Regions from separate parts of the Homo sapiens genome. Here all the other regions are linked to region 5. Evidence: chromatin contacts called from ENCODE Hi-C or POLR2A ChIA-PET data. All regions are on one chromosome and are shown on one strand. The core of a region is the stretch at or near the end of the contact, and the rest is flanking DNA. Distances in the headings are between cores, read along the strand shown. Region 1 holds the start of BCAT2 (branched chain amino acid transaminase 2). Region 2 holds the start of NAPA-AS1 (NAPA antisense RNA 1). Region 3 holds the start of INAFM1 (InaF motif containing 1). Region 4 holds the start of BICRA-AS2 (BICRA antisense RNA 2). Region 5 holds the start of LIG1 (DNA ligase 1). Region 6 holds the start of NAPA (NSF attachment protein alpha). Region 7 holds the start of CCDC9 (coiled-coil domain containing 9).

Region 1 (3,350 bases), core at 468-2,967, 640 kb before region 5:
GTAATGGAGGGGGAGACGCAGAAGGCCCTCTTACTCTTGGCCCTCAGGGAAAAGGAGTTTTCCTCTCACTGCCTGTAGAATAGGAAGGTGGCTGGCAAGAAAAGTCCAAAGGGAAGAGAAAGTAGGGGGTTGAGACATCTGGATCAGAGGGAGGAGGGGCTGAAACTCCTGGGTTTTGGTCCGCAGGGCACTGGGGGACGCAGACTCCCCAGCTGGACCCAGGGGGGGGGCAGGGCCCGGGTGCGCTGGCGTCCCCCAGGTGAGGGGTGGAGCTGCAGGGCTGCTGCGGATTGGCTGTGGCCGGGGGGGCGTGTGCACCAACCGCTGATTGGCCGCGGCGGGGGCGGGAGCTGTCAGTGGGCCCCGACCCTACAGCCCGGGGCTGGCGGGTGGGGCAGGAGGACTGGGGCGGAGCGCAGAAAAACAGGGCGACGCCCTGTGAGGGAAGGGTCCCGCGGTTTGGCTGTTTGGGCCTGTGGCTGTTAGGGGTGGCAGGATAGTGACCCGGGGACAGGACTTGGGGGCACTGTGGGGGTAGAATTTGGAGACAGAGTGTCCCAGGGTAGGATTGCCGAGACACGATGGCCGAGGGATACGATTTTTTTTTTTTTTTTTTAATTTGAGACGGAGTCTCACTCTGTCGCCCAGGCTGGAGTGCTGTGGTGCAATGTCGGCTCACTGCAACCTCCGCCTCCCGGGTTCAAGCGATTCTCCTGCCTCAGCCTCCCGAATAGCTGGGATTACAGGCCCCCGGCACCACGCTCGACTAATTTTTGTATTTTTATGTATTTATTTTTATTTATTTATTTATTTTGAGACGGAGTCTCACCCTGTCACCCAGGCTGGAAATGCAGTGGCGCGATCTCGGCTCACCGCAACGTCCGCCTCCAGGGTTCAAATGATTCTCCTGCCTCAGCCTCCCTAGTAGCTGGGATTACAGGCGCACACCACCACACCCGGCTAATTTTTGTATCTTTAGTAGAGACGGGGTTTCACCATGTTGGTCAGGCGGGTCTTGAACTCCTGACCTTGTGATCCGCCCACCTCGGCCTCCCAAAGTGCTGGGATTACAGGCGTAAGCCACCGTGCCTGGCCTTAATTTTTGTATTTTTAGTAGAGACGGGGTTTCCCCATGTCGGCCAGGCTGGTCTTGAACTCCTGGCCTCAGGTGATCCACCCGCCTTGGCCCCCAAAGTGCTGGGATTACAGGTGTGAGCCACCAAGCCAGGACTTTTTTTTTTTTTTTTTTTTGAGACGGAGTCTCACTCTGTCGCCCAGGCTGGAGTGCAGTGGCATCATCTCGGCTCACTGCAACCTCTGCCTCCCCGATTCAAGCAATTCTCCTGCCTCAGCTTTCCGAGTAGCTAAGATTACAGGCGCCCGCCACCACGCCCGGCTAATTTTTTGTATTTTTAGTAGAGACGGGGTTTCATCATGTTGGACCAGGCTGGTCTCTAACTCCTGACCTCAGGTAATCCGCCCGCTTCGGCCTCCCAAAGTGCTAAGATTACAGACCTGAGCCACTTCGCCTGGCAGGGACCGTATTTCAAGTCCTGCCCTCCCACCAGCGCCTGCGCCCCGCAGCAGTGTCCGGCTCCCTGCCGACGCCCTGGAGCTGGGACGGCCTGGGGCGCTGGTCGGCCGCCTTCCCCCAGAAGGAGGCGTGAGCGGGGCGTGGCCGGAACGTCTCTCTTCGGAGCCGCGCCCCGGGCGGGCACAGTTACGCGCCGCACGGATCATGGCCGCAGCCGCTCTGGGGCAGGTGGGTTCGCAGCCCCGCGCCGGGGTCTGGGAAATAACCGGGGGAGGCGCACTTCCGGGAAGACCACTGGCCTGCAGCCGGTCCGACTCGGCGCCGCTCCTCCCGCCCTGGGGTTCCGCTGCAGGGCGCGGAGGAGGATGGCGCCCTTTGGAAAGGAGCACGAGGCTTTAATGGGGTGAGGGGGAGCAGGTAGACGCGGATGAGGTGGGGCAAGTAATTGGCGGGGAGGTAAAAAAAAAAAAAAAAAGGGAAACATGGTGGAGGACCCTGTAATGAGGGAGGCGTGGGGGTGGGGAGGTTGTGATTTGGGGAGCGGAGCCCTGGGGTGCGGTGGGGCATCAGCCTGTGCGGGAGCTGGAATAAAGGGGCCCAGACCTCCAGGGCCGGGTGCAGGTGAAGGCAGAGTTGGACCTCAAGTCTCAGCTCTGGGAATTGGACTCAAGGTCCTATTTTCTTGGAATGAAAGTTGAAAAAAATAAGAGATGGGGATTGCTGTGCTTCCCAAACTCCTATCTGAAGCTTTGCACCTGGATTGGAAATCGAGGCAGCGTCTCATGGTCAAAGTGACAGATGCTGCAGGCTGGCTGAGACGATCCCTTCTGACTGTGCGATGTCAAACAGCAGCAGCGTTTCCCAGAGTCTATGATTTCAGAGAACAAGGTTTCTCAGTGAGGAAGGAAACAGCCAAAGAAAGGGGTCATTACAAGCCTTCACAGCTGCGGTGTAACCTTGGGAGAACTGTCTGTTAACTTTACACCTGACTTTATTTGAGTCTCTTATCCTAGCTGATGAATGTCAGGGCAGAATTTCACTTTTTTCGGCTCTTAGTGACTGATAGGGATAGTCCTGGGATACCTGGGGTATGTGGGCAATCTGGGCTTTAGTGGTGACACTCCTGGACTGTGGTGGGGCAGTACTGGGCTTTGACAGGTCCACTTGGGACTGATGTGGACCGTCTCATCATGGCACAGTTCTGGTGTCATAGAATGGCCCTGAACTCATGATGGGACATTCCTAGGCTCTGATGAAGATAGAGATATCCTGTAATGGAGATAATTGGGCTGAGTCCTCAGCTGTGATGGGGACAGTCCCGGGGTGTGGAGAGGACAGTGCTGGACCATGGTAGGGACAGTCTGGAAGGTACTGGCCTAGACAGCAACATAGGGATAGTCCTGGGGATTGAAAAAGACAACAATGGGATTTTTTTTTTTTTTTTAATTTCAGACCTGGTGAATAGGAAATAAGCCCTGATATTTGGCAGAGACAATGCTGGTTATAATGGGGAAAAGTGCTGGGCTTTGGATAGGGGACATTCCTGAGCTGTTTGGGACAGTACTTGGCTCTGCTGGGGACCAGTTCTGATAAGTTACAGGCACAATCTGGACTTGTGATGTGGAGCATCTTGGGCCATCATAGAACAGCCCTGGTCTGTGATGGGGGAGAGTCCTGGGCTATAAAGGGGGCAGTTCTAGACGTGATGGGGTCATGTGTGGGCTGTGACAAGGGCAGACTGCGGTATGATGGGGTCTCTCCGGGGCCGTGATATGGGGACAGTCCTGGAGTATGGAGGGCACTGCTGGGCTTTGAC
Region 2 (3,704 bases), core at 430-2,929, 690 kb after region 5:
CCGCTCAACATGTGGCTTATAGGTTACTAGGGCGGGAAGACGCCTGAAGGAAACGCACTGCTGAAGTGGCACTAGACCCACGTGCCACTCCCTCAGCGAATATTCACTAAGCACCTGCTGCATGCCAGGCCCTGGGAATACAGCAGCACTGACGGCATTCCCAGACTGCCCTCCAGGAACTTCTACTCTCCACATCCAGAAATCTGGAATCATCACAAATTCCTTGCCACCTCCGTTATCCAGTCTGCCTTTGAGAACTTTCCATCATGTAAGAGCTGTCTCTTACATGCTCAGCACATAGTTTGTGATTTTTGACACATATTTTCTGAATGCCTGCTTTGTGTCAGGCCTTGTGTTCCAGGTACAGGCGATAAGGCCGTGATCAAGGGAGATCAGCCTGCTGCCTTCATGGAGCTTGCAGTCTGTGTGTGCTCGAGGTGTCCAGGACAGCTGGCCAACCCATGTCTTCTGGAAATGATACACAGATGTGCACATAGTACCCAAACCTCCATGGCCTTCTAGGGACAAAGCAGCACAGACAGGAACCCCTGAAGGCCCCAGAGTCGGAAACACCTGGTTTACATCCTGTCCCCACCACTTGCTAGCATATCAGTCAGTGGACTTACTCTTTCTGAGCCTCCATTTGATTCTCTCTAAACTGGGATAATAAACCTCTTTGTAGAGGTTTCTTTCTTGCAAAGATTAGTGAGACAGATTTGCAAAGGACGTCCGGGCACATAGTAAAAGCTCAATGAATCCTGAATAAGTGAACCGGCAGGGAGGGTAACAGTAGGCCCTTGCAGAACAGTTGTAAGGAATCAGATTATCAGAGCCAGCATGACTGTCACCAAGTAGGTGTTCGATAAAGGAGGTGGTTATTATAGCTGGATCATTTTTCCTTGGGGGCAAGAAGAATGTATTAATTATTTTAAAGGTGATACTGTTAAGATTATGAACTATAGGCCGGGCAAGGGGGCTCACGCCTATAATCCTAGCACTTTGGGAGGCCGAGGTGGGCGGATCACCTGAGGTCAGGAGGTCCAGACCAGCCTGGGCAACATGGCGAAACCCCATCTCTACTAAAAATAGAAAAACTAGCCAGGTGTGGTGGCGCCTGTAATCCCAGCTGCTGGGAGGCTGAGGCAGGAGAATCGCTTGAACCCAGGAGGCAGAGGTTGCAGTGAGCCGAGATCGCACCACTGCACTCCAGGGTGACAGAGCAAGACTCCGTCTCAAAAAAAAAAAAAAAAAAAATAGTGAACTGTGGAGTTACCTTGTTTGGTTTCCAGTACTGACCGCTCGTTACTAGCTGTGTGATCTTAGGCAAGTTACTTTACCCCTCTGTGCCTCAATTCCTTCATCTCTAAAATGGATTTAAGTACCTACCTCCACCCCCTTGCGAATTTTTAATAAAGTATTAGATGGAATGCACTTACAGTAGTTCCTGGCACATAAGGGCAATATTAAGTTTTATGATGATGATGATTCGACCTTCCACACAGCATACAGCGAGAGGCCGTGGCCACCACCTCCCATCTCTAGTCACAGACTCCTTATGGCAGCCCCTTGGTCCAGAAATGGAAAGGAGAAGAGAGCGCGGGCGCAGTGGGGCAAAGTCGCCTGGGAGGCCCGAGCAGGCGACCTGGCCGCCATCTTGGGAGAGGGCAACGCCGGCAGCTTCCGTACGTCATCAGCCCGCGCAACGGCCGGGCACCCGGCGGTTCAGGTCGCTTAGAGAGTCGTAGGTTGGGTAGTGCGGGTTGGGGCGGGGGCTGCGGAGAGGGTGCTTAACTGAGGGGCATGATGGGGGAGGCGGCCGTGGCCGCGGGGCCTTGTCCGTTGCGCGAGGACAGCTTCACGCGCTTCTCGTCGCAGAGCAATGTGTACGGGCTGGCAGGCGGCGCCGGCGGGCGCGGGGAGCTGCTGGCCGCCACCCTTAAAGGCAAGGTGCTCGGCTTCCGCTACCAAGACCTCCGACAGAAAATCCGGCCAGTGGCCAAGGAGCTGCAGTTCAACTACATTCCCGGTGGGTGGCGCTATGGTGCTGGGGGGCGGGGGCCTGGAACGTGGTGTTGAGAAGGCTTCTGAGGCTCTGTCTGAGCCGGGTCACCGTGCTGGAAGAATGGGATCAGGTGGTTTTAAGGGGGTCACTGGGATCAGCGGGCAGGCATAGTTGGGGCCCGGATGAGCCTAGGGTTTCAGGATTCTTCAGACTTACAGGTCAGGATCCCTAGTACCCAGGGAACAGAGATCAGGTGATGGTGGTCAGGACTCAGACCAGAGGGCATGATCATTGCGGTAGCCAGAGCTCACCATGTTGGGGAGATTGGAAGCATGAGTCTGCCTGACACTGAACTTAGAACTCTCCCCTCCCAGTGGATGCGGAGATTGTCTCCATCGACACTTTCAACAAGTCACCCCCCAAGCGGGGTCTGGTTGTGGGGATCACGTTCATCAAGGTACCTAGAGCCCCCTCCACCTCCCTTCGCCCTCCTCCTTACACACATGGTGAGTTCCACTGAGCCGCCCCGGATCCCTCCTGCCACCCCTGCCCTCCCCTGAACCCCGTGTCCTCCGCCAGGATTCAGGGGACAAGGGCAGCCCCTTCCTGAACATTTACTGCGACTACGAGCCCGGCTCTGAGTACAACCTTGACTCTATTGCCCGTGAGTGAGGCGTGGACGGGAGGAGGGAGAGAGTCCCCAGCAGGTCCCCCATGCTAACCTGCCTGTGCCCTGCCTACAGAGAGCTGCCTGAACCTGGAGCTCCAGTTCACTCCGTTCCAGCTGTGCCATGCGGAGTGAGTGTCCCCTGCGCATCGACGCCCACTCCACTGTAAATGTAGAAACCCTGGCTTCTCGAACCCCTTCTTTACTTACAGACCCCTGTAGTCTGTTTCCCCTTCTGGAAAATAAAGAGGTTGTACTAGATTAGGGATTGAAAACTAAAATGCCAGCCGGGCACGGTGGCTCACACCTGTAATCCCAGCACTTTGAGAGGCTGAGGCAGACGGATCACCTGAGGTCAGGAGTTTGAGACCAGCCTGGCCAACATGGCGAAACCCCGTCTCTACTAAAAATACAAAAATTAGCTGGGCATGGTGGTGTGTGCCTGTAATCCCAGCCTACTCAGGAGGCTGAGGCAGGAGAATCACTTGAACCCGGGAGGCGGAGGTTGCAGTGAGCCAAGATTGCACCACAGCACTCCAACCTGGGTGACAAGAGCGAAACTCTGTCTCAAAAATAAATAAATAAAATAAAATGAAATTAAACTAAAATGCCTTTGGGGACCAGAGAGGTCATGTGAGAATGGAAAGCACAAATGTAATATAACAGGGAGCACATGTGCACACACACATATGCAGCTGAGGTTGGAAAGCTGTAGCTAACTGGAGACCACGAACTTGTCCATAGACAATCAGATTCTACATTTGTTTTTTAAAGCATTGCACTTTTTTTTTCTTTCTTTTTTTTTTTTTTTGAGATAGATGCTCGCTCTGTTGCCAGGCTGGAGTGCAGTGGCTCGATCTCTGCAACCTCTACCTCCCTGGTTCAAGTGATTCTACTGCCTCAGCCTCCTGAGTAGCTAGGATTACAGGCTCACACCACCATGCCCGGCTAATTTTTGTATTTTTAGTATAGATAGGTTTTTGCCATGTTGGCCAGGCTAGTCTCGAACTCCTGACCTCAGGTGATCCGCCCGCC
Region 3 (3,392 bases), core at 261-2,760, 900 kb after region 5:
AGGAACCAGCTTCCTGCATGTCAGATCCCAGGCCCTGTCCAGAGCCAGGCCTCAGTCTTCCAGGATGGAACATGGCCTCCCCACCTCGGACTCCTTGCCCAGAAGCTAGACCTCAGTTTCCCGGCCTTGGTTTCCTAGCAGCGCCCCAGGCCAGAGGCTGCACCAGTCTTCCAAGGCAGCACAGCGCTTTGGTCATTGGCTCTGAGATTTCCAGACAGGCTGAGAAGCAACACCACCGCCGCCGCCATCCACTCTCATCTCTCTGACCCCAGGAAGTGGGCCAGCATCGTTCCCTCTCGGCAGCCAACTGAGATCCCTGGGTGATTCAGCCTCTGTCCCTGACATGATAATTACACCAACAGCAATTCCCAGAACCCCAGCTATTGTCCTATATCACCCCACCCCTCCTCTTGTCTCCTGTGCTGTAACACGAGGGCAGACACTCTGCTTCTCCCCAGAGACATTTGTCCTTTGCTCCAAGCACACAAAAAACTGGGAAGCCCTTCCCACTGTCTGACCTTCAAAGGCCCTGCTGCTGCTAAGCTGCTTCTCCCTACTCCAAGAAAAGAAGAGCTCCTTAAGGAAGGGGAACAGCCCACCCGGGACAAAACAGACAAAGGCCACACCCCAGGAAGGTCTTTCCCACACAAACTTGGGAGGGGAGGCATCTCTGCAGACAACAGGACAGACACAGCACGAGGCAGCCGAGGCTGTCGTTTATTGCAGATGGACACGGATTCAGGGAGGTGAAGAGGCAGATGGGCTGTGGGCTCTGTGCTCAGCATCCCACAGCAGGAGGGGCAGGAGACAGAGCTCAGGATGGGATCTTCCTGATGGTGGAGGACCCGGCCTGACCACAGAGTAGCTGCAAGAGGCAAGGCCCCGAGCTGACACCCCCTGGGCCCCCATTCCGCGGGATGACGGCTCCAGAGACGCTGAGCGATGTCATTAGGAAGAAGGCCGGACCAATCCAGAGACGGTGCATCCTCGGCGTGGAGCACAGAGCTCTCGAGGGCTGGCGATCCGGGTTGGGGTGGAAGGGAGAGTTACCCGGGTCTTCGCCCCTCCGCGGCCTCTGGCGTCTCTCTGGGTGTCTGGCGGCTCGGACGGCGGTCAGGGTCGCTGTAGCGGCGGCGGCGGCTCAGCGGCAGCTGGAGCTGGGGTCGCGGCCCGCCGGGGACTCCCAGGAGGCAGGAGAGGGAGGCAGCGGCGGGCGCCGGGACAGGCGGCACGCCCGGGCGGGCAGCACACGGAGGGGACGGCGCGCTGGGCTGTGGGCCGGCGGGTGCCGCGGGAGACCGCGTGGGTACCCAGATGAGACCGTAGTACACGGCGAGCAGCACGGCAGCTAGCGAGACGCAGAGGAAGTAGGCGCATACCGGAGCCAAGCGCAGCCAGCGCCCCCGCGGGCCCTCGCTCAGCCCCGCGCCTCCGGGGCTCTCGGCGCCGCCGCCCACGCAGCTGGTCCCCCGCATCCCCGCAGCCCACTCGGCTCCGCGCCGCAGACCGCACAGGCCCCGCCCCCACCAGGCCCCGCCCCCACCCCGCAGACCGCCCCGCTCTCTAAACCGCCCGCCTCCGGCCCCGCCCCCGCCAGCATGGTCACGCCCCCACGCGAGCTGCCGCCTCCGCATCCTAGGCCCACCCCCTCCAGCCTCCGCCCCACCACCGACAGGCGGAGGTGCTACCCCGCCCCCCTCGCTCCAGCCCCGCCCCCGCGCTTAGCCCCACCACCCCAATCACCGCCTCCTCCCGCCACAACACGGTTCTCTTCCCAGACTCGGACTTCATCCAGCCCAGGCATCTAGCCCGCCTCGGAGCCCGCCCCCTCGTCCCGCTCAAGCCCTGCCTGGAGCCCTAACCCGCCCTGTGCCGCAGCCAGTCTCACTTCTCTACCTGTCGGACTGCTCTACTCCAGTGCTCGAGCCCTGCCCGCTACGGCCTCTGGCTCCCACACTCTAGTTCCGGAATCCCCGCTCTCCTCCCGCGCGGGTTCCCGCGCGACACCCCGACCACGCCCCCGCTGACGGCCCCGCCCCATGCCCATGGCCAGAGCCCCACCCGCGCGCGCTGACCCCGCCCCCCGCTCTAACTCCGCCTGTCAGGATTCCGGCCCCGCCCAGGCAGCCTAGCTCCGCCCCCGCGGGACCCGCCTCCTCCAGCACACTCTCAGCCCGCTTTCAGGTATCCTCAGCACCTCAGGCCCCGAGGTTCCAGCTCCGCCCCTCACCGCAATCGCGCCCCTTCTCCCAGCTCCTCCCCAACGGTCAGCTTTTCCCTCTCCCTAGAGCCAAGGGGTCCAGACTAGGCTCTGGGGTAGAAAGAACACAGCCTGGAAATCCAGATAAACCCCTCCTCACGCCCCCTCCCCATCAAGGCGGGGAAGCTTCAGTCCCCTCCCAGCAGCGTCTTCAGGAATTCGGGGAGGCCTGCGGGAGGGGGGAGGGAAGACGGATCAGAAGGGTGGAGGAAGACCCCTTCCTTCCGCCTCTTCCGCCACAGAAAAGCCCGCCAAGCACAGCGACCCAGCCTGCCCCCTCCAGAAACACAGTTCAAGGGTGAGCGGAAGCACTGCGTTTAATACGACAGGGCTGGCGCCCGAGTAATTCAAGCCCTTCGGAAGTGTCACCGGCTGCCAGGCCTCGGATGCAATCCTGGAGGCGGGAGATTCGGCCTGAAGACTGGCTCGAGCCGCCCAGGGCCTCCATGGGAGACTAACGCGGAAGCGTCCCAGCCGTCCCAGTGCCGTGACGTCCCCCGTTGGTGGGGCCTGCACCCGACTACTGCCCTGGCCCCGCCCGGCTCGCAGACCCTGGCTCCTCCCCCCTTAGATTTAACCCTCTCCTGGCTGGAGTGTGGCAGAAGCAGAGGACAGAGGAGCGAGGCGGTGGGAGGTTAGTGCAGAGCGCGGAGGCCGCGGTCCGGCGGGCGCGGTCAGCGAGCGGCCCCCGGCAGCGGAGGGGCCGCCACCACCTTGCAGAAACGCACCCTCTGGAAGTCGGTGATCTCCGCCGTCTCCTGGCCTTCGGGGCCTGCCTCTGAGGAGAGAAGGGGCTGAGTCAGCGGAGGGGAGCAGTCTTCCCACCTCCCCCCCGGCCCAGCACCCCTCCCCCGTCTAGCCACGTCTCTCATCCAGTTCGAGCCCTTGCCACAGCAGGCTCGGCGCTAAGCGGTTTACGGGGCCCAGACTAATCCTCTCAGCGGACCCACGCAGCAGCAAACACTCCCAACATAACCGTTTACAATCGAGGAAACGCGGGTGTGGCGAGATCTGGCTCCCGACCAACAAGTGGCCCAAGACAGAGGGTCTGGGCCCCCGCGCCACCCAAGGCTGCAAACTGTCCTCTCCCACCCCCGCCCCATCTCACGGCCTTCATCAACCTCCACCAAGC
Region 4 (3,612 bases), core at 631-3,130, 560 kb after region 5:
CGGGAGAGCTGACACCGCGGCCTCTGACCCCACCTCCCGGGAAGTTCAGCTGCTCAGAACCACAAAGCAAAACAAAGGGGCGCGGAGAGGAAGAAGCCGCAGTGCCTCCCAATCACCGCCGGCGCCCGAGCCCGAGCCTAGCTCTCCCGCGGCTCCTTGCCCGGTCCTCCCGGCTGGCCGCGCACCAAGGCCCAAGCAGCCCCTGGTCCCTCGTCTCCCCGCGGCCGCCCGTGACAGGAGTCGGGGAAGCAGACGAGGGGCAGCCAGGGATGGGAAAACCAGATGGCTCCATCCCTCCTCCCTCCTCCTCCATCCCTCCCTCCGGGTGCCCGCGGCCTGGCTGCCCTCCGCAGGGGCCCGGGGAGGCCGCAGGCCCAGCTCGTCCGGGCTCACCCCGGGGAAAGGGCTGCCTTTGTCTAAAGGTCACCACCCGAGCGCGGTGCCCCGGCCGGGCCTGGTGCCTCCCGTTCCCAGGCCGAGGGGTAGGAGATGGGGGGCCGCCCCGAACCTCGGGAAGTGACAGGAGGCGCTCACCCCCCCCACCCCCGTAACGGCCCCCTCCGGGATGAGCCTCAGCTGGGGGTGGGGGAGGGGGTCACCTCCCTCTATTGCCGGGGGCTGGGGGTCAAGTCAACTCCTTTCATTGTTTAGGGGCGGTGCGAAGGGGGGAGCCCCGGTGGCCTCCTTCCCCATCCATCCCTCCCCAGCTTTCCAGGGCCCCCCACTGTCCGCGACACCCACGGGAGGGATTTGGGGAGGGGGCGCAGGGGCCGAGCGAGGCGGGGAGATGCAGGCTCTCCGCCTCCGGCCGGGAGATCACCGCCCGCTGCCCGGTGGCCTTCGCCTTCCCCGAAAGGCGGGGAGCGGGGCGAGGGGAGGGGGCCGGGACGGGGAGGGGGTCTCCGCGCCCCTCCCCCCGTGGAACGTTAGGTCTCCTCTCTCCGCCGCTCCATTGTATCCCCGGCAGCCGGCGGGAGGGCCGGGGAGGCACTGGGCGCCGGGTCTGGGCAGGGAAGCCGGTTGGGGGGGGGTCCCCATAGGATCGGGGCGGCGGCGGTGGTGGAAGAGACGCGGGGCTGGGGGTGCCGGTGGCGGTGGGCGCCGAGCAGGAAAAAAAAAAAAAAAAAAAAAAGGAGGCAGCGGGCGCTGCGCCCCGGCTGGGGGGCTGAGTGTGAGAGTGTCGCGGGGGTGGGTTCGGCCCCGGCTCCGGCTCCCCCCACACACACCCTCGCCGCCAACCCCCACTCCCCCCTCGCTTTTGCGCCCTGTCACAGCCCCGACTCGCAGGTAGAGAGAGTTAAGAGATTTAAAGAGAAATTGCTACATTGTGAGAAACTCACCCTGATGTTTGAGCAGCCGTCGGCGCGGGGTCTCCGAGACGGCCCCGCACGGGCTGCAAAGGGAGGACCCAGAAGGGGCCGGCCGGCCGGGCCGGTCAGCGCACTGCCTGATCGCATGGCGGCCGCTCGGCAGCCGCTGCCGGGCCCCCGCCGCCGCCCCGCGCCCAGGCCCGCGCGCCCCGGGCCCGCGCCCGTTCCGGGGAGCGCCCCTCGGGTATGCAAAAAAAAAAAAAATTTTTTTTAATTAAATGCAAACGGAAAAAAAAAAAAAAAAACCTCTCAGGTTTTGTGTTCCGCCCCCCACCCCCTTCCTCCTCCTCCTCCTCCTCCTCTTCCCTCCGCCCTCGCCGGAGGAGGGGCTTCAGGAATCCCCGCCCCGCGTCCGGGCGGACCAGCCCCGGCCCCGCCAGGCCGAGCGGCGGGACCCGGAGCCAATGGGAGGCTGCGGACGTCCGGGGACTGGGCCCTCCGCGCCGGCGCCGCCCCCGCCCCCAGCCCCAGTCCCGGGGGTTCAGGGGCGCGCCTGCTCGAGCTCGGGTGTAGTTTGTCGACTGCCTCGAGCCCTGATCCGGATGCTGGGGCGCGGGGGAGCTGAAGGGATCCGCGCTCCCAGACCGCCGGTCCGGCTGGGGAGGGGGCGCCGTGCGTCCTGGGCGCGTCCCCTGAGGCGGAGGACGGTCGTCCGGCGGGAGGACGCGTCCAGGGGGAGCGCCGCAGGTCCGAAAAGATAGCGGGAGTCGAGGATGAAGGAAATGGAGGGGATGGAGGGGAGTTCCCCCCGGAGGTGGGACCGCGCCGGAGCCCAGAGTTGGAGCCTGACAGGGTGGAAGGCGGCGGGGACTTCGGGGTGACAGGCCGGGACCCCAGGCGTGGCTCGATCACTCACCCTAGCTGGTCTCCGTCGAGCCACGGCGGCGCCGGGGAGGCGGGTCGGGCCTGCCTCGGAGCCTGTCCCCGGCCGCTCTGGCCGCGCTGATGGGATTCCCAGAAGCCCCAGGACGCCGCGGTGGTGTCGGGTCCGTTTCCGCCCCACCAGGCCGTAAACGCCCTGCTGGCGGGACACGGATTCACGCGTTGCCCTTAGCGAGCGCTTGGTGAGCGCCCACTGTGTGCGCTGCGCAGTGCTGGGGGCCCAGTGGGGACACAGAGCCCCCGGACCTGCCCTCCCGATGCTTGCAGCCCAGGGAGATTTATACTTTGTTTTAGTCCCTTCTGCCTCCCCAGTGCCCTAGAAAAGCTCGTGCACACAGTAGGTGAATGCGGGTTGAATAAATGAGTAATCGAGACAGATTGTGATTTTGTTGTTGTTGTGTTATATTTTGTTTTGTTTTGAGACGGAGTTTCGCTCTTTCGCCCAGGCTGGAGTGCAGTGGCACGATCTAGGCTCACCGCAACCTCCGTCCCCTGGGTTCAAGCTATTCTCGGCCTCCCAAAGTGCCCGGCCTCTGTTTTTTTAAGCCTTAACATGTGTTCTAGTATCTTGGCGGTACTACCCATAATATTTACTTCAACGTATTTTTTTTTTTTATAATTTATCGGCCAGGCGCAGTGGCTCACACCTGTAATCCCAACACTTTGGGAGGCCGAGGAGGGTAGATCACCTGAGGTCAGGAGTTCGAGACCAGCCTGGCCAACATGGTGAAACCCCTTCTCTACTAATAATACAAAACTTAGCTGGGTGTGGTGGTGCACGCCTGTAATCCCAGCTGCTTGGGAGGCTGAGGCAGGAGAATCGCTTGAATCCGGAAGGCAGAGGTTGCAGTGAGCCGAGATCACACCATTGCACTCCAGCCTGGGCGACAAGAGGGAAACTCTGTCTCAAAAATAGTAATAATAATAATAATTTATCCAGCCTGGGCAACATAGCGAGACCCTGTCCAAACAAAAATTAGCCCAGCATGGTGGTGTGTGCTTGTACTCCCAGCTACTTGGGAGGCTGAGGCAGGAGGATCGCTTGAGTCCAGGAAGTCGAGGTTGTAGTTCCCCATAGTCATGCCACTGCACTCCAGTCTGGGAGACAGCAAGACCCTGTCTCAAAAAAAAAAAGAAGAAGAAGAAATTAATTTTGAGAGACCACAGAGGGTAAGGGCCCTGACTGAAACCAGTCAGCCCCTGGTTCATATCCTGCCTTTGCCACTTTCTTGCTGTGTGACAGTGGACAAATTACCTCACCTCTGTGTGTCCTCATCTTTAACATGCTGATAATAATAGGCCTCATTTCATAGGGTCATGAGGAAGAATGAGCTAGGGAGAGCTGCACCTGAGAGGAAGT
Region 5 (3,434 bases), core at 159-2,658:
CCACCCGGGGTATCTCATCTACTCCATTCTTGGCCTGCCCCGTCGGTTGCTGGTGCCTCTATCGAGGTGGGTAGCCCGGGGTCGGACGTGCCTGTTTTTCTCCAAATATATAAATATCAACCTCCATCCTATCTTTGGCCTCCTCCCACCGCCTTATCCCTGGTTCACTTGGAGCCTGTCATCTTGATTCCTAATTCCAACTCGTCTCCTCCTCCGCAGATGTGACCCTTAGGTACAGTTGGAATCTCTCCTCCCAAAATACGACCCTTAAGCTCAGATGTCCCTTAAGGACATCTCCTCAAATGTGTTCTCAAATTCCAGCTAAAACCTCCTCCCCTTCCAGCTGTGTCTCTCACCCAAGAGTAACTTCTAACTCTCGTATTCATCTGGAACTCCTCCTTCCATGTGCCAACAGTTGGCTGTAACCCCTCCAAAGACGCTCCATCTCCAGATGTGCTCCCACATCCAGGCCACGGACCCCTCACCCGGTCACATGCTTCATGCACCTGTGGCTCCGCACTCCCCAGATGTGCCTCTGGCGTGCAGCTGTTGCCCCTTCCCCCGATTATGACCCTATGGCTCGCCACATGCAGCTGTAGCTGGGGCTTCCCTGAGACACTCTCATCTCCAGATGTACTCCCCACATGCAGTTATCCACGCTTCGCCTACAGGTGTGTGCCCCACTTGTGGCTAGTTCTCCTCGGAAGTGTCACCAGTATTCACCTGTGGTCCCCTCCTCCTCAGATGCGGCCCCCAGTCCAGCTGTGGGCCCCTCCTCCCAGTTACATCCACCATCCCCCGCAATATGCATCTTCGTTCTAGACATGGCCCCTCGTCCTCGGATGGGCTCCTTCACCCCAGATGCTCCCCCCACGTCCAGCTGCGCGTCTCCCCTCGAGCAGCCCCATCCAGCCCGCTCCCGACCCTCCTACTCCCCCCCTCCCCGCCCGCTGCGGCACCTTCCAGCCCCGCCGTCCCACCTAGCTGTGCCTCTCCCCTCCCCAAGATGTGCACCCTTCCCGCCCCTCCCCACTCACCTACCCGCCCCGGAGCGGCGTCCACCTCCCACAATGCCCCGCGCCCAGGCCTGGCCCGGCCCTTGCTCCCGGGATGCCCCGCGCGGTCTCCCGCCTCTCTTCCCGCCGTGCCTCGCGGGGGCGCTTCCACCGATTCCTCCTCTTTCCCTGCCAGTCACTCCTCAGACCCTCAGCCACACCCGCTCATCCAGGGCGAGGGAAAGCGCGGGCATTTTCCCAGTGTGCTCTGCGGGAGGGCTCGCCCCACTTCACCCCTTTTCCCGCCCTCCTCCCATTCGGGAGACTACGACTCCCAGTGTCCTCCGCGCGACGGCGGCGGTGCGGACGGTGCCCAGGTCCCGCCCCTAGGCTCTGCCCCGCCCCCGCCCGCAGACGTCTGCGCGCGAATGCCGTGGCGCGAACTTGGGACTGCAGAGGCGCGCCTGGCGGATCTGAGTGTGTTGCCCGGGCAGCGGCGCGCGGGACCAACGCAAGGCAAGTGGGGCCGTCCGCAAGCAGATGGGAGGCGGAGGGCGGCGGGTGCGCCGAATGCTTGGGGCCTATGCTTCGCCATGTCGGGGTGTCTGCAGAGGAGTGGGCGTGGGGACGCTGAGGCTGCCGAGAGCGCGGTGGAGACGGAAGAGCGCGGGCTGCGGGCCGCCGGAGAGTGCAGAGAGGTGTCTCCCAGAGGGAGGGGGGCCAGGTAGAGGGTAGACGAGAGACAGAGACAGTTGGACAGGTCCTCTGAGAAGAGGCCTTGAGGTGCGAGTTCACCTGGAAAGGGGAGAGGCCAAATGGAACTGAGGGGCGGGGCCGGGGGGGGGAAAACTGTGTGGGCGGGGCCAGCTGGAAATCGGAAGGCCCCCCGAGGGGGCGGGGCTATCTGGGAGGGGGAGGGGCTGAAGGGAGCTAAGGGGCGGGGCCGGGGAAAAGATTGCGTGTGGGCGGGGCCACCTGGAAGGGGGAGGTGCCAAGGGTGGGGCTGGCTGGGAACCGGAAGTGCTGAGGGGGCGGGGGCCACCTGGAAGTGCTGAGGGGGCGGGGCTAGAAGAAGGTAAATCGCGGGCAGCAGCATCACCTGGAAGGAGTGGGCCCTACTGGAGGGAGATGGGTGGTGTCAGGGAGAGGTCAGTGGTAAGGTCCAGGTCTAGGTAAAGGGCTCGTAAAAGATGGAGAATCATCTGAATGGGGAGACGTCTGGCCTAATGTATGCTTGATAAAGGGATGGAGCTTACCTCTTGTTTTTACTTTTTATTTTGAAATAATTATAGATTCAAGGAAGTTGTGAAAAGAGTATATCCATCTTCCCCTAATGGTGACATCTTATGTAGTCCCAATATCGAAACCAGGAAATTGACATCAATACAGTTCTGTTAACTAGATTACAGACCTTGTTCAGTTTTCACCAGTTTGTGTGGTGTGAGTGTGATTGTGCATCTGTGTGCCCGTGCAGCTTGATTCCTTGTATAGATTTGTGTAACCCCCATCGTAATTGTGATATAGAACAGTTCCCTCTCCACATAAGAACTCCTCCCCAGGCCCCTGGCAACCGCTAATGTGTTCACCATCTCTAGTTTTGTCATTCGGAGATTGTTATGTAAATGGAATCATATATTATTAGGATGTTACCTTTTTTCTACTCTGCACAATGCCCTGGAGGTCCACCCAAGTTGTTGCTTGTATCAGTGCTTCGTTTCTTTTTATTACTGAGTACTGTTTCATCCTTACTTGATATTTTTCCTGTCATTATCTCTTCATTTTGGTAACCGCTTTATTGAGATATAATTCACAATTATACAGTTTGCCCATTTAAAGTGTACAATTTTGCCCATTTAAAATGTACAAGTCAGCGGTTTTCAGTGTATTTAAAGTGTATTTCAGTGTATTTAAAGTGCCCATTTAAAGTGTACAAGTCAGTGGTTTTCAGTGTATGCGCTGAGTTGTGCAGTTATTACCATAATCGATTTTAGGATATTTTTATCATCCCCCCAAAAAACTCCTATACCTTTTATCCATCATTCATTTAATTTTAACCCTGAACAATATTCTACCATATGGTATTCCAGTAATGAGGGAACCAGTTCCCTAAGGGTAGACATTCCACCAGTTTCCAGTCTTCTCTCATTACAGTTAGTGCTGCAGCAGGTAACTTTGTGCCTCACTTGGTCCACCTGTGAGGGTCTCTGTGGGCCAAATACACAGAAGTGGGGTTGCCGTTCCGATAGAGACGCCAGGTGGTCCTCCAGAGGCATCAACCAGTTTGTTCCCCCCAACTCAGCAGTACACAGAGTTGAGAAGCCAGCCTTGAGTACCGTGGTAAGGAGAAAGGAACGTGGGCTTTGGAGCCAGCCACACCGGGTTTTGAAGCCTTGCCTGAACCCCAGCTATGTTCCTCTGTCCTCATTACCTTCATCTATA
Region 6 (3,683 bases), core at 822-3,321, 660 kb after region 5:
GAGTGCAGTGAGGCAATCTCCGCTCACTGCAACCTCCACCTCCAGGGTACAAGTGATCCTCCTGCCTCAGCCTCCCAAGTAGCTGTGATTACAGGCATGCACCACCTCACCGGGCTAAGTTTTTTGTATTTTCAGTAGCGACGGGGTTTCCCCATGTTGGACAGGCTGGTCTCAAACTCCTGGCCTCAAGTGATCCTCCTGCCTTGGCCTCCCAAAGTACCAGGACTACAGATGTGACACACTGCACCCACCAACAGTGTTGAGGAGTACTGGGCAAGTATTTTGGAGGATGTGGCTCAACTGGAATTTGTCTAGTGTTTTTTTCATGATTAGATTGAAAGATCCCAGAAGTAAAGAGCCATTTTAATCACATGACTTATCAATGTTGAGGTTAACCTCAATCACCTAGATGTCAATGTCAGGTTTCTCCACTGTAAATTTAGGCTTTTTCTCCCCTTTCTTGTACCCTCTTCTTTGAAAGGAAGTCACTATGCACAGTCCATACTTACAGAATGGGGAGGTATCCTTCACCTTCTTGAGAGCAGAGTATCTACGCAGATTATTTGGAATTCTTCTGCACAAACTATTTGTCTATTCTCCCCCCTTTATTTATTTGTTCTATATTCATCTATATGACCATAGGCTCATGGATACTTTATGTTTGGGATTATAATCCAATACTACTTTATTTTGATGCTCAAATTGTTCCAGCTTTGGCCATTGGGAGTTCTTTCAGTTGGCTCCTTTGGCATACCCCCTAATTTTGTGTGTGAGCACACGTGTGGAATACTTCCTTCCTTTCTGGCACTACAAAGTTATACTGAGGTGAGCTATGATTGTGCTGCTGCACTCCAGCCTGGGCGACAGACCGAGACCCTGTCTCCAAAACCAACAACCCAAAGAGTGAGACCCTGTCTCAGAAACCAGCAACTCAATTTTCTGGGACAGCAGGAGGTGTGTTTGAGCCTAAACTTTTTTTTTTAGAGACAGAGTCTTGCTATGTTGCCCAAGGCGGGACTTGAACTAGACTCAAACTCCTGGGCCCAAGCGATCCTCTCGCCTCCCGAGTAGCTGGGATTATAGGCACGAGACACCGCGCCCATCTTCGAATCTGAATTTTTTTTTAACACGCTCTCTTCAGCTATTTTTTTTTTTTTTCTGAGACTAAGTCTCACTCTGTCGCCCAGGCTGGAGTGCAGTGGCACGATCTCGGCCCGTTGCAACCTCCACCTCCCCGGTTCAAGCGATTCTCCTCTCTCAGCCTCCTCAGTAGCTGGGATTACAGGAGTGTGCCACCACACCCGGTTAATATTTGTATTTTAGTAGAGCGGGGTTTCGCCATGTTGGCCGGGCTGGTCTCAAACTCATGACCTCAAGTGATCCGCCCGCCTCGGCCTCCCAAAGTGCTGGGATTACAGGCGTAAGCCACCGTGCCCGGCCCTCTTCAGCTATTTTTTATGAAACCAGAGTTAGAGAACCTCTTAAGTTTTTGTTTGCAGTCTCTCTTCACCGGTCTCCCCAAAGCAGTTCTAGTACTGGCCGACAGAGGGAGCAAGAAAAAGCAGAACGGTTTCCTTTTCCCACAAACGCCTTTCCAAGTGAAGAAACCGGCGAGACCAGCCGCGGGGGCGGGACTAAGTTCTGCGCAGAACTGTCAAACCCGGGCGTGGGCCCCGAGCTGTCACGTGAGTGTCTGCGGTCAGCTGACTGTGCCAGAGTTCCGCGGGGAGGGCGAGTGGGGGACCCCCCGCCCCAGCGCGAGCCGAGGGCTCCTGCTGATTGGTGGAGGAGGATCCAGCAGCAACACCGTGGGGCGGGGCCTCGGCGGGGGGTACTGCCATTGCCTTCCACAGGGTCACGTGGGAGGTGAGGTACAGAGCGCTGGGGAGAGAGTGGAGCGCCGTTCGCCGGTATGTGCGCATGCGTTGAGGTCTCTTGACGCCGATTGGGGGGTCACGAGTCACGGGCGGCGTGCGGCGGCTGGTGGGGGCGTGTCCGGCGGAGCGGGCGCGGCGTTACGAGGCCGCTGGTTGGCCAGCGCTAGTCACGTGGTTCCTGGCCGCAAGCGACGCGCGCCGGTGCGACGTCAACGCAGCCGGGCGAGTTTTACCGATCTGTGTTCCGCGGCCCGGCCGCGGCTGAGTCTTCCCAGGGTCAGGGTCAGGCGCTTTGCTGAGTCCCTTTGTGGCCGCCATGGACAATTCCGGGAAGGAAGCGGAGGCGATGGCGCTGTTGGCCGAGGCGGAGCGCAAAGTGAAGAACTCGCAGTCCTTCTTCTCTGGCCTCTTTGGGTGAGAACCGGGCTGAGGGGTCGGCCGGGACCTAGGCTGAGAGGACGAAGGAGTCACGCTCGGAGGTGGCGGGTTAGGGCACGCAGAGCTCGGGCCGAGGGGACGGAGAGGAACCTGCAATAAGGTGACATGGCCTGAGGCGGCAGAGGGGACGCAGGCTGAGGGCCAAGAGCCTGGGCCGGGGCAACACGGTTTGAGGAGAGACGGTCTGACATGGCGGAAGGGATTTGGGCTGAGGACACACGGACCGAGGCGACACTATCTTGAGGCGAGGAAGGGGACCCAGGCCGAAGACAGGCCAGCGGGCGGGGGAGAACCTGGACCGAGGGAGTACGTCCTGAAGCCTTGGAGGGGACCGGCCTGGGGGGACGGAGGGAGTCCGGGAGAGAAGCCAGGTCCAGAGGCTTTTCGGAGCTCTAGGGGAGTCTGTTTGAAGGCTCTCAGGCGGCAGTGATGGGGCCTGGGGCTGAGGACGCCTGCCCGAGGGACTGACCTTTTCAACCCCTGGAGCAGTGGATTTGCGTGGGCCCTGGGCGGTGAGGGTGAAGGCTGAAGGGGGCTGACACCAGGCAGAGGGGCTCAGGGCTAGATGATCCTAGGAGCGGTGAGCCGCGTCTGAAGTGTGGGGGGTGCATGGGGTGAGTACGGCCCTGGTTAGCAGTGACTAGTTTAAGGACAGCTGAACGGAGGAACCCGGGATGATGGAGTCAAGACTGTGGAGGTCTCAGCACTTTGGGAGGCCGAGGTGGGCAGATTATCTGAGGCGGGGAGTTCGAGACCAGCCTGGACAACATGGTGAAACCCCGTCTCTACTAAAAATACAAAAGTTATCTGGGCCTGGTGGCGGGTACCTGTAATCCCAGCTACTCGGGAGGCTGGGGCAGGAGAATCACTTGAACCCGGAGGTAGAGGTTGCAGTGAGCCGAGATCGAGCCACTGCACTACAGCCTGGGGGACAGAGCGAGACTCTGTCTCAAAAAAAAAAAAAAAAAAAAAGAAAGAAAGAAAGAAAAAAGCCTGAGGAGGCCTGGGTTGAGGCTGGAGACTCCTGGGTGGGGGAATGCGTGGTGGTGGCTTGGCCAAGGAGATGGAGGGATAACAGGGAGAGACAGGGGGACTGAGAGAACCAAAACGGGGGATCAAATTCCTGCTGTGTGATCCTCGAGTAATAGGGATGACAGAGACATGCTGAGAAGAGGGATGGGAAAAGGCCTGGGAGACAGAACTAACACATATGACGTGGCATAAAACTCACGTTAGCTCCTAAAAGCTGACACGACCATCCTGTGATAAATTGTAGTGGCTTAGAAGTGCCAAGAGCCCAAGTAGCTCTGCCACTTACTTCATGACTTTGGGTAAATTGTTTAGTCTCCCTGCTAAAGGAGATCACAA
Region 7 (3,513 bases), core at 655-3,154, 910 kb after region 5:
TAGAGACCCCATTTTTCAGCCTCACCATTTCGCTGGCTGCGTGGAGCCAAGGTCCCAGCAAACCTCCCCTGCAGAATCTAGACGCAGCACTGAGGGTTCCTGGGGACAGAGGGAAAAAAAGGACAAAGGCCAATGGCCCCCCAACCTACTTCACCCTCTAACATACTGCGGGATCCTCACAGCCATACACAAAAAACCCTGTACCCCAAGAGAATTGTAGCCCTCACTCTCCCTCCTTTCAACTGCCACCTCCATCTTCTCCATAGAAATTCAGACTCAGCCCTTTCATGATCTTTGTGGACTCACCCAGTTCCCATGTAAACGATCTAGTCAAACCCACCTTGGGGATGTTCTGGCCCCCACCCACTGCTTAAGTATCCAACACTGCTCTCCTCCAAAGGCTGATTCTAGGCCAGCCGCCACACCCTGTGGTATGAGTGTTAGCCCGGGTTCCCTATCTCAAGAGAGTTCCAACTACAACCCCTCCAACCAGCCTGCAAAAGAAAGTTCCAGACCCACCTCCCTGTGCTCATCCTGGTGCCTCTCATATCCAGGCGAATATTCTAGCTCCACCAGGTAAGGTTCAGAAACATTCCCAATCCCACGCTCAAAGAAAGTCCGAACCCCACTCTTATTGGCTGCCCAAGCTCTCAGAGAACATTCCAAGCCCGCGCCTTCCTCAGGGACGTCCTAGTCCCGTCTCCAGCGCCCTACGGAAGGTCGACAGCCTCCCGCCTCCCCCGAAAGGATTCTGTACACAGGCCCAGAACTCACTGGCGAGGCTTCCTGGAACTGGCGTTTTGCCCCACTGAATACTCCACCCGCCCCAACAAGGACAAAACTACCCAGGCCCGCCCCAGATTTTCTGTGCAAAGCTCCAGCCTCAATCCGGCTGGGAATGCCAGGGCCACGTCCCCGACATCCTGGAAACCGCTCTGGCCCCGCCCACGGCTCGGGAAAAAACTTTCTGGCCCCGCCTTTCCCGCCAGACTTCTGGCCCCGCCCCCACCCATGGGCCATTAATGTGGCCCCGCTCCCGACTTTCCCAGCCACGCTCTTTCCCCGCCTCCTGGCTCGCAGGCAACAGCCTACACCCGCCCCTACCATCTCTTATTATTATTCCAGCCCCGCCCCCGGCCTGCCCAGTCAACCCTCTGGCCCCGCCTCCGATTGGCCTGGCCAACCTCCTGGACACGCCCCCTGACTCCCTCCCACACCTCGTTGCGTCAGCATCTGGCCCCGCCCATGGCTTCCCCAGGGTTCTGGCTCAACTCCCCGCTTCCCCGCCTCCCGGCCAACGCTCTGGCCGCGCCCGTGGCTCAGACGAAACTTTCTGGCTCCACCCCCAGCATTCCCCGCCAGCACCCTGGCCCCGCCCCCTGGCTCCCCCACTACATTGTGGCCCCGCCCCCGCCATTGCGTCAGCCTCTGGGTCCGCCCCCAACGTCCCGGCCAAGAATCTGGACCCACTTCCAGTAAGGCAAAACTTTCTGGCCCCGCCCACAGAGCTTCCGCCCGGCGTCCGAGCCCCGCCACACAGCTGAACAAGCAACACTATGGCCCCGCCCACAGTCCAGCCACAACTTTTAGGTCCCGCCCACAGCCGCCGGCCCAGGCTCTGGCCACGCCCCGCCCCGACCCTGCCCACCCACCCAACGGCCCGCCCCGCCAGCGCCCCTCCAGCTTCCCATGTGGGCGTCCTGTCCCCGCCCCCCGCAGAGAACTCCGACCCCGCCCGGGCCTGTTCGCACTCCCCGCCACGTGGGGCTTCAGGCCCCGCCTTCTCTGGGCGCGCTCCCGGCCCCCTCCCCCAGGTCACCTGTCCCGGAGACCCCGCGGCGTCCGCGACTCCGGCTCCGTCGGCCTCTGCGACCGCAGCTCCCGGGCCAGGCGCGTCACTTCCTGCCTGCACCACGTGAGGAAGGGAAATAAAGAGGGTCACTTCCGGTCCTGTGGGACCGTTTCCGGGAGCCTTAAAGGGGCCGCGCCTCCGCGATGGATGCGGGAGCGGGGCCGACTGGCCCCCCGGGTGTTCCGCAAGCTCATCCAACTTCCTTCTGCCTGAATTACCAACTTCCAGGAAAAGGAGACACCGTCCTCACTCCCTGGCCTCTACCTCTTTCTTCAAGCTGTTTCCGCCTCCAGCCCCTCATTCCTGGTTTCTATCAGTAGATGCCAAGCACTGGGCACTGACGCCTGGAAGCCTGGCGTGGTTCGAGCCCCCTCGTGCCAATGAAACCTTAGAGTTCGCTTTAGAAGCTTCAGATGTTCTACCGGCCGTGGGCGGTGGCTCACACTTGTAATCCCAGCACCTTGGGAGGCCGAGGCGGGCGGATCACCTGAGGTCAGAAGTTCGAGATCAGTCTGGCCAACATTGTGAAATCCCGTCTCTACAAAAAAAATTAGCCGGTTGTGGTGGCGCGCGCCTGTAATCCCAGCAACTCGGGAGGCTGAAGCAGGAGAATCGCTTGAACCGGGGAGGCAGAGGTTGCAGTGAGCCGAGATCATGCCACCGCACTGCAGCCTAGACGACAGAGCAGACCCCTTCTCGAAAATAAAATAAAATGCTGGGCGCAGTGGCTCACGCTTGTAATCCCAGCACTTTGGGAGGCCGAGGAGGGCGGATCACTTGAGGCCAGGAATTCGAGACCATCCTTGCCAACATGGTGAAACCCCGTCTCTACTAAAAATACAAAAAAAATCAGCCCGGCGTGGTGGCGGGCGCCTGTAGTCCGAGCTACTCCGGAGACTGAGCCAGGAGAATGGCGTGAACCCCGGGGGCGGAGCTTGCAGTGAGCCGAGATCGCTCCACTGCACTCTAGCCTGGGCGACACAGGGAGACTCCGTCTCAAAAAATATACATATACAAAAATTAGCCAGGCATGGTGGCGGGCGCCTGTAATCCCAGCTACTTGGGAGGCTGAGGCAGGAGCATCGCTTGAACCCGGGAGGCAGAGGTTGCAGTAAGCCGAGATTGCACCACTGCACTGCAGCCTGGGCGACAGAACGAGAGACTCCGTCTCAAAATAAAATAGGCCGGGCGCCGTGGCTCACGCCTGTAATCCCAGCACTTTGGGAGTCCGAGGCGGGTGGATCACCCGAGGTCAGGAGTTTGAGACCAGCCTGACCAACGTGGTGAAACCCTGTCTCTACTAAAAAATACAAAAATTAGCCAGGCATGGTGGCGGGCACCTGTAACACCTGTAATCCCAGCTACAGGCTGAAGCAGGAGAATCGCTTAAACCCGGGAGGCAGAGGTTGCAGTGAGCTGAGATCGTGCCATTGCACTCCAGCCTGGGCGACAGAGCAAGACTACGTCTCAAAAAAATAAATAACTGGCCAGGCGCAGTGGCTCATGCCTGTAATCCCAGCACTTTGGGAGGCCGAGGCAGGTGGATCACAAGGTCAGGAGTTCGAGACCAGCCTGGCTAACATGGTGAAACCCCGTCTTTACTAAAAATACAAAATTTAGCCAAGCATGGTGGCAGATGCCTGTAATCCCAGCTACTTGGG

What was found. Hi-C counts contacts between places; a loop is a spot of excess contacts on that map. ChIA-PET counts read pairs that join two places held with the same protein, here RNA polymerase II (POLR2A). Pooled maps may share reads with other maps.
Region 1: a pooled map shows a loop between it and region 5 (7-fold over the local background). The contact joins the promoter of BCAT2 here to the promoter of LIG1 in region 5. A Hi-C loop is called at or near these places in 1 of 50 pooled maps. POLR2A ChIA-PET finds 5 or more read pairs at or near these places in 2 of 52 experiments (RWPE1 and WTC11).
Region 2: a pooled map shows a loop between it and region 5 (11-fold over the local background). The contact joins the promoter of NAPA-AS1 here to the promoter of LIG1 in region 5. A Hi-C loop is called at or near these places in 1 of 37 single-sample maps with no recorded cell type and 4 of 50 pooled maps.
Region 3: a map of CD8-positive, alpha-beta T cell shows a loop between it and region 5 (19-fold over the local background). The contact joins the promoter of INAFM1 here to the promoter of LIG1 in region 5. A Hi-C loop is called at or near these places in 2 of 168 maps with a recorded cell type or tissue (CD8-positive, alpha-beta T cell and naive thymus-derived CD4-positive, alpha-beta T cell), 4 of 37 single-sample maps with no recorded cell type and 10 of 50 pooled maps.
Region 4: a loop to region 5 is called in a pooled map, with 18 times the contacts of the local background. The contact joins the promoter of BICRA-AS2 here to the promoter of LIG1 in region 5. A Hi-C loop is called at or near these places in 1 of 168 maps with a recorded cell type or tissue (CD8-positive, alpha-beta T cell), 4 of 37 single-sample maps with no recorded cell type and 9 of 50 pooled maps.
Region 6: a map with no recorded cell type shows a loop between it and region 5 (18-fold over the local background). The contact joins the promoter of NAPA here to the promoter of LIG1 in region 5. A Hi-C loop is called at or near these places in 4 of 37 single-sample maps with no recorded cell type and 10 of 50 pooled maps. POLR2A ChIA-PET finds 5 or more read pairs at or near these places in 1 of 52 experiments (PC-9).
Region 7: a loop to region 5 is called in a pooled map, with 21 times the contacts of the local background. The contact joins the promoter of CCDC9 here to the promoter of LIG1 in region 5. A Hi-C loop is called at or near these places in 2 of 37 single-sample maps with no recorded cell type and 10 of 50 pooled maps. POLR2A ChIA-PET finds 5 or more read pairs at or near these places in 1 of 52 experiments (activated T-cell).

Annotation. Positions count from the first base shown.
Region 1 is chr19:48,809,396-48,812,745 of GRCh38, reverse strand. It overlaps BCAT2 (branched chain amino acid transaminase 2), which reads left to right and starts at 1,717. Exons shown (of 11, transcript NM_001190.4): 1 at 1,717-1,762. The coding sequence starts at 1,739. It overlaps LOC105372432 (a long non-coding RNA gene), which reads right to left. Exons shown (of 3, transcript XR_936017.4): 3 at 1,909-2,402. RefSeq lists silencers at 142-451, 1,528-1,747, a cis regulatory region at 98-638 and enhancers at 1,500-1,794, 2,068-2,137.
Region 2 is chr19:47,482,257-47,485,960 of GRCh38, reverse strand. NAPA-AS1 (NAPA antisense RNA 1) reads right to left here and starts at 1,679. Exons shown (of 4, transcript NR_038452.1): 1 at 1,437-1,679. It overlaps KPTN (kaptin, actin binding protein), which reads left to right and starts at 1,742. Exons shown (of 12, transcript NM_007059.4): 1 at 1,742-2,026; 2 at 2,377-2,459; 3 at 2,582-2,666; 4 at 2,746-2,800. The coding sequence starts at 1,801. It also overlaps a transcript of NAPA not described here. RefSeq lists enhancers at 1,368-1,497, 1,528-1,817.
Region 3 is chr19:47,273,003-47,276,394 of GRCh38, reverse strand. It overlaps INAFM1 (InaF motif containing 1), which reads right to left and starts at 1,510. Exons shown (of 1, transcript NM_178511.6): 1 at 672-1,510. The coding sequence starts at 1,475. The coding sequence ends at 1,047. It also overlaps a transcript of CCDC9 not described here. RefSeq lists silencers at 1,139-1,588, 1,949-2,208, 2,819-3,128.
Region 4 is chr19:47,606,897-47,610,508 of GRCh38, reverse strand. BICRA-AS2 (BICRA antisense RNA 2) reads left to right here and starts at 1,880. Exons shown (of 1, transcript NR_186352.1): 1 at 1,880-2,636. It overlaps BICRA (BRD4 interacting chromatin remodeling complex associated protein), which reads right to left and starts at 1,375. Exons shown (of 15, transcript NM_001394372.1): 1 at 1,341-1,375. RefSeq lists silencers at 1,191-1,260, 1,331-1,380, 1,441-1,490, 1,601-1,980, 2,041-2,120 and 4 more.
Region 5 is chr19:48,168,318-48,171,751 of GRCh38, reverse strand. It overlaps LIG1 (DNA ligase 1), which reads left to right and starts at 1,408. Exons shown (of 28, transcript NM_000234.3): 1 at 1,408-1,511. ZSWIM9 (zinc finger SWIM-type containing 9) reads right to left here and starts at 1,072. Exons shown (of 4, transcript NM_199341.4): 1 at 1,038-1,072. RefSeq lists silencers at 880-1,019, 1,820-1,869, 1,900-1,969 and an enhancer at 1,267-1,926.
Region 6 is chr19:47,513,451-47,517,133 of GRCh38, reverse strand. It overlaps NAPA (NSF attachment protein alpha), which reads left to right and starts at 2,071. Exons shown (of 11, transcript NM_003827.4): 1 at 2,071-2,291. The coding sequence starts at 2,194. RefSeq lists an enhancer at 1,423-1,692 and a silencer at 1,783-2,122.
Region 7 is chr19:47,254,916-47,258,428 of GRCh38, reverse strand. It overlaps CCDC9 (coiled-coil domain containing 9), which reads right to left and starts at 1,904. Exons shown (of 12, transcript NM_015603.3): 1 at 1,820-1,904; 2 at 26-99. The coding sequence starts at 28. RefSeq lists silencers at 1,106-1,155, 1,196-1,435, 1,646-1,755 and an enhancer at 1,646-2,555.